2 separate regions of the Homo sapiens genome follow, and region 2 is linked to region 1. Evidence: chromatin contacts called from ENCODE Hi-C data. All regions are on one chromosome and are shown on one strand. The core of a region is the stretch at or near the end of the contact, and the rest is flanking DNA. Distances in the headings are between cores, read along the strand shown.

Region 1 (2,859 bases), core at 135-2,634:
TGTTTTCAAAAGAAACCAGATCTGCAGGCTAAGTAATGAAGTGTTAGGCCACAAAATACATTACCTCCCAGGAAAGCCCCTTAAACTCAGGCAAAATTCTCTCTTTATTTACTCACAGTATTTCACCAGAACTTGAAATTGTTAAAAAGTCTCTAACCAATGACACCACAGGAATGGCCCTTGGACAAGTTCTTGGTCAACCTCTGACAAACAACAGGGTGGACAGAAAAGAAAAAAAATGCACAAACCTATTTGCCAGGCCAGGTGAATGATGAGGTTTTTGTTGTTGTTGTTTCCATGTATTTGGCAGATGGTTACACCGTCATTTCTCTTCCTTTTAAAAGCTAATTCCAAATTTTCCTCTCTAGCATCCTATCACCTGAGGAAGCATGAAGACTTCAGGTGGGGGAGGAATTCAGCACCGATCGATTTTCCTTTCCAATTGGTTTTTTTAATGCAATTGATAATAACCAAAGACTTAAAAAGCCAAAAAGAAACTAATTTCAAAATGATCTCATCTTTCCACCTTGAAGACATATCACTTAATTGGAGACTCTCAAACAGAACCACACATCTGTTAACATTCCTGCATTTCCTCTATTGATTACCACAGGTCATTCCATTAATAGGAAATGGGCGAGCCAGGATATCACACTTTAATTTTTATATCATAATAGCTTGAGGATTAAGAGGAGGCCCATTTAGGAAAGGAATCACCCCAGGAAGGGGCAATTAGGAAAAGAGCAAAAAAGAGTTATCTTGCTGACCTTATCTCTATTAATTATGGAAAGTTCTCTCTCTCTCTCTCTCTCTTCAATTTTTATTTTTCTTTTTTTATGGAGATGGGATCTTGCTATGTTGCTCAGCTGGTCTTGAACTCCTGGGCTCAAGCAGTCCTCCTGCCTCAGCCTCCCAAAGTGCTGAGATTATAGGCATGAGCCACCGCACCCAGCTTCTTTCTCTGTCTCCCCCAGTCTCTCTCTCTCTCTCTCTCTCTCTCCCCTCTCAAGAGCTAATAAAACTAGTAAACAGAAAAGCCAAAGAAACTTAGGCTGCTCATGAATATTCATCTGAGGAAGGCTTCTGTCAATAAGGTGCATGGTGGGAGCTGGATTCTTCCCCTCTTCACCTAGGTTGACCAAGGGGGACATGAAGGAGCCCGTGCAAGCTCAGCCTGGGCACCCACCCATGGAAGGACAGCAGCCTCCAGGGCAAGGTCAAGCAGGAGAGGCCCCAGTCAGATTTCGATATTGAGAAGTACAACCATTTTGTGCTGTTTAAAAATACGGATGTGTAAAACCAGAGCGTAGTCATTCTTTGACATGCTGTGTGATTTTCCTACACAAATCAGAGCTTTAAAAGCCTTGGAGGGGATAAATGGAATCACAGGGCGAGTACAACAGGATACGGTGAGTCATTTCAACTTCCTGCTAAACATGAACCCTACAAAAGCTTGATGTGTCTCAGATTTTTTGCTGGGGGTTTTCCTCCTCGATTCAACCTCGGGTTTCTATGGCTTGCTCCTTCCTTCTTTTTATTTCTTTCTATGCATCACATTTGTCCTAGATCCTTCTCGGTCTATAAATAACATCATTGTGTCATGCTGGACACTGGGTTTTAAATGTCAGCATCCTGTGCGCAGCCTTACCCCATGAGATAATATGGTTTTTCTAACTGCATTCCTACAGCACTGAACTAACTGAGGTGTTCAGCTGCTAAAAATTTTCTTAAATGGTGACATTTTCATAACCCCAGGGTTAGGGGATGGGATTAAGTTAATGGATAGAATTTTCTAGAATTTTCTCAATGTTAGGCTTTTCTCCAGTAGACTTTTTTTTTTTTAGGTTTGTAGTTCTTGTGACTTCTTAAACAATGAACAAAAAGAAAAATGAAAAAGGAATGAATGTTTCTCTTGACGCAAAGAGGCAAGAATAGGATTTTTTATATTTCTGAATTAAATTTATTCTGCTTCTGATCCCCACCTGCCTAGCTGGTAGGAAATTCAGTCTCAGTCATTATTGAGGCTTCCTTCCCCCGCCGTGGCATTGTGAGTGCTATGTGGTACCAGGACTTGAATATGTGAGGAGGGAAGGAATGTACCAGGAGGTTGAGCTGTGGGGGCTGCCACTGTGGCCAACAGTCCCTCTCTCTCTGCTTCTGTTGAGCACTGGTTGCCTGGCAAGATCAGCACATCCTACTCTGAAAGAATTCAGGGAGCCCCCATGTAGCCACTGTGTCCACAGATACACCCATGGGACCCCCACCCTAACCCTACAGGCAACCTGCCACAATCCTCAGGAGGCACTTGGCACAAGAGGGACTGTCTGGGAGGAAAAACTTTTCCTCTACCCTCTTAGGTGCGGTGATTGGGGATGTGCAAACTAAACTGGCAAAAGATAGATGAGGACGAGAAAAAAAACAGATTATAATTGTATATGTACACACTGGAATTCACAAAGACTCAAGGAGTCTCAAGGAGGTGGTTAGAATTCAGGGCTTATATGCTACCCTATTAGGGGAAGGGGAGGGGCAGAGGGGCACTTCTGGGAAAACAAATGACTACTTAGAAATGGAGAAGAAATGGCACTTAGGGAAAACAAATGACTTTTTAGAAAGACAAATGTGCCCATAGGAGAATAAAAGGGAAAAATGATCTTTTTGTAACAATATCTGTTTGACTGTGGTACCAATTTCTCATTTCCAAGAAGAGAAGATTAGAATTGCTTCCAAGGAGGGGATTTATAAAAACTGAGTTCTTTTGGGAGGCTCTGCTTTTAGGCAGATAAGAGATTTCATGAACTCAAATGCCTTCAGCTCAAAATAATTTTTTTATGCCACCTTGGCTTATTCTAGACCCCT
Region 2 (2,886 bases), core at 113-2,612, 560 kb before region 1:
TGGTTGTGAGTGACAGTAAACAGCACAACTGGGTTAAGTAAAATGGGATTTTTGACACACATATAATTGAAAAGTCCAGGAAAGGGGCTGGTTTCAGATGCACTGTGATTTAGAAGCTTAGATATCATGATGGCTTGTTTCTCTACTACCCTGGGTTTAGCTCTACTCTCCTCATCAGGGTTGGGACTGCAGCCCCATAGTGCCTTTCTCTGAGCCTCATACCCAATGGAGAAACAGAAATTTGTGATTCCTAGACTTGAATCTCATTAACCTTGATGGGCCAGACTTTGGGTCACATGCACACTCATGAACAAATCACTGTGGACAGGCGGCAGGTAGAGTGTGGTGATTGGATTATCTTAGATTACATGCTTCACTCTCAAGCCTGGGGGATGGAGTTGGCTGAATGAAAACAATATAGACTAAGAGTTGGTGGATATACGCCCAATAATATTAGGGCACTGCTGCCTCTAGATGGGAGAGTGGAGAGTGAGTGGTATAAACAACAAATATCCGCTAAACTACCGCAGAAAAAGGAGCAATAATTGAAAAAAGTAAAGCACTTTGAATCTCTTGAATTAAAAAGCAATATGAATTTACAAGATGCAAACACCCCTTTTTTTTTCATGCTGACATAGGGAGATGGAAGTGGCACGCTATACAAACTAAGTGTTACTTGGCATTTGTCTGAGTGATAGTGTTGTGATTCGATTGACGTGACCGAAACTAAATGTGGAATTGAGAATCTGTTCATGCTATTCTGAGGTCCTCTTTTGCAACTTTATATTTATCAGCATGGGCTATTGTAAGAAACAAGATGGTTGTCATAAATTGATCAACACTCTCTGGTCTTCTGTTGTTCTTGCTTATTATGGACTTTGGGAAGAAGTCAATTAGAGAAGTTCTTTAGCCAGTATCATAATGAGTAATGGGAACATTTACATGATTGCTAATGGCTGAGTTTACACGATGCCTCAAAGCATCAGTGGGGATGTTTGGCAGCAGCACATTATGACGGTGATTATCACTATAAATTAAGTTTATGTTGATATAATTAGCAGTTAAAAGCTAAAGTAATATTTATACTGATACAAGTTCTATCAAAGCCATACCAGTGCAAACAGGCTGTGAATGTTGATATAGTGGGGATAATTTCATCTTGCAAGAGGGGATGTTTCTAGAATTGAGATAGCCTATTGGCATACAGTTGCCCCTCCCACTCCTAGCCAAAAATAGAAAGTATAAACTTGACCAAATTGCTTCACAAATTCAGAATCTATAACTTAGTGCAGCAATCCCCACTGAGGATAAGTAAGATGCATCTTGGTAGTTTAGGCCTTGAATCACTGAACCTGGAAAGAGAGAGAGAGAGAGGGAGGAGGAAGTGAGAAGGCATGGGATGCCTAGGTAACTGGTTGTGAGCACAAGTCCACAATGACAAAGATAGGGTCTTGCCAGACAGGATCATTTGTCACAAGGGAAACCACCTAGGAGGATCGGGAGGTCTCATTAAAAGCACCTGATCATGAGCTCATTGCATGAGCTTTCTTGAGAAACTACAGCTGGGGCCAAGAATTGTGAATCCATAGTCTTCCTTCTCTGCCCTAAGAGGTTGAAGGTTGTAGCAACACTTTACACTTTTGAGGTCACCAGCATCAGATGACAGTTCTTTCCTCAGAGAGTGGGCCAGATCCTCCCGACTCCAGATCCTCAGCACAGTATCTAAGGCTGCCAAGTCACTCTGATTTCTTCTTCACGTCACATGCTTTGCAGGTACAGCCCCTAATCCATAAGACTATCCCCATAGTTGGTGGGATTCTCTCTTCTTTAGGGAAAAGGAAATAGAGTAGAGGAAGGATAAGTGACTTTTAAGAAGCCCCACAGTGAGTAAGTGGTAGAGAAGGTGGTCAGGCGGCCTGAGGCTGGCTGGTTTTGGAGCCATTTTGCCCCAGAAGCATTCATTCAGTCAGCAAATATGTATTTATTCAACACATATTTTTTCAGGGCCTGCCATCTGCCGGGCACTTTTCTAGGAGATATATATATATATATATATATATATATATATATATATATATATATATAAATCAGCGAACTGAATAGGCAAAGACCTCTGTCCTCTGGAAGTCTGTATTTTAGGCCTCTCTCTGGAAGTGTATGATCTAGGGAGGAATCCTAGAATGCTCATTACATGCTTGCTCAAAGCCCTCACCTGCAGGGCTGCTTGTGTTAACATGCTCTCTAGAGGGCTCATGGTGGTCTGATGTCTCTCTACCTGCAAAATATCCAGCAACTTAGCACTTTGAATACAAAAAAGAAAGAAGTTGGTAGTTTTTGCAAATTGAGGGAAGTAGGAAATGATGACAGCAACTGGCCCTCAGTATCCTCTTTGGACAGGGAAAGCTGTTTGTTGTGCCTAAGATGGGAAGAGAAATAACTGGCATCCCAAACCCTGAATTCAGTCCTGCCAGCTCTAGGTGACTACCTTGGCCTGCTTGGACTGCTATAATGGATACCATAGACTGGGTGGCTTAAACAATAAACATATATTTCACACAGTTCTAGAGGCTGGGAAGTCCAAGATCTAGGTGCTGACAGATCTGGTGTCTGGTGAGGGCTCCTCAGTTCCCATTTGCAAACATTTGGTCCATATGGACAAACACTTAGTCCATAACAGTTACTAAGAGAACTGACATTTCCTGAGGACCTATTAGTTGCCGCACAAGTTATTTATGTCATCTCATTTAATCATCACAGCAGGCCTAATGAAGTGGGAACTGTTTTTCCAATTTTATACATGAGGAAACTGAGGAACGACTAGTTAAGTAACCTGTCCACATAGATTTTAGTCACTGAGCTGGGTTTCAGACCCTGGCCCATCCCCTG

The links. A loop is a pair of places that touch in the nucleus more often than their neighbours do. Pooled maps may share reads with other maps.
Region 2: a map with no recorded cell type shows a loop between it and region 1 (6-fold over the local background). The contact joins two enhancer-like sites. A Hi-C loop is called at or near these places in 2 of 37 single-sample maps with no recorded cell type and 2 of 50 pooled maps.

Annotation. Positions count from the first base shown.
Region 1 is chr6:14,875,892-14,878,750 of GRCh38, forward strand. LOC105374945 (a long non-coding RNA gene) reads right to left here. Exons shown (of 5, transcript XR_007059473.1): 3 at 1-379. Among named protein-coding and RNA genes, the nearest start is that of JARID2-DT, 370 kb to the right of the region's middle. RefSeq lists enhancers at 1-31, 814-1,314, 1,095-1,284. Within about 2 kb of position 1,385, at least 13 of the 41 ENCODE cell types and tissues checked have a DNase peak (open chromatin) inside an H3K27ac peak, as active enhancers do.
Region 2 is chr6:14,311,934-14,314,819 of GRCh38, forward strand. No RefSeq gene overlaps it. Among named protein-coding and RNA genes, the nearest start is that of LINC01108, 28 kb to the left of the region's middle. Within about 2 kb of position 1,363, at least 2 of the 41 ENCODE cell types and tissues checked have a DNase peak (open chromatin) inside an H3K27ac peak, as active enhancers do.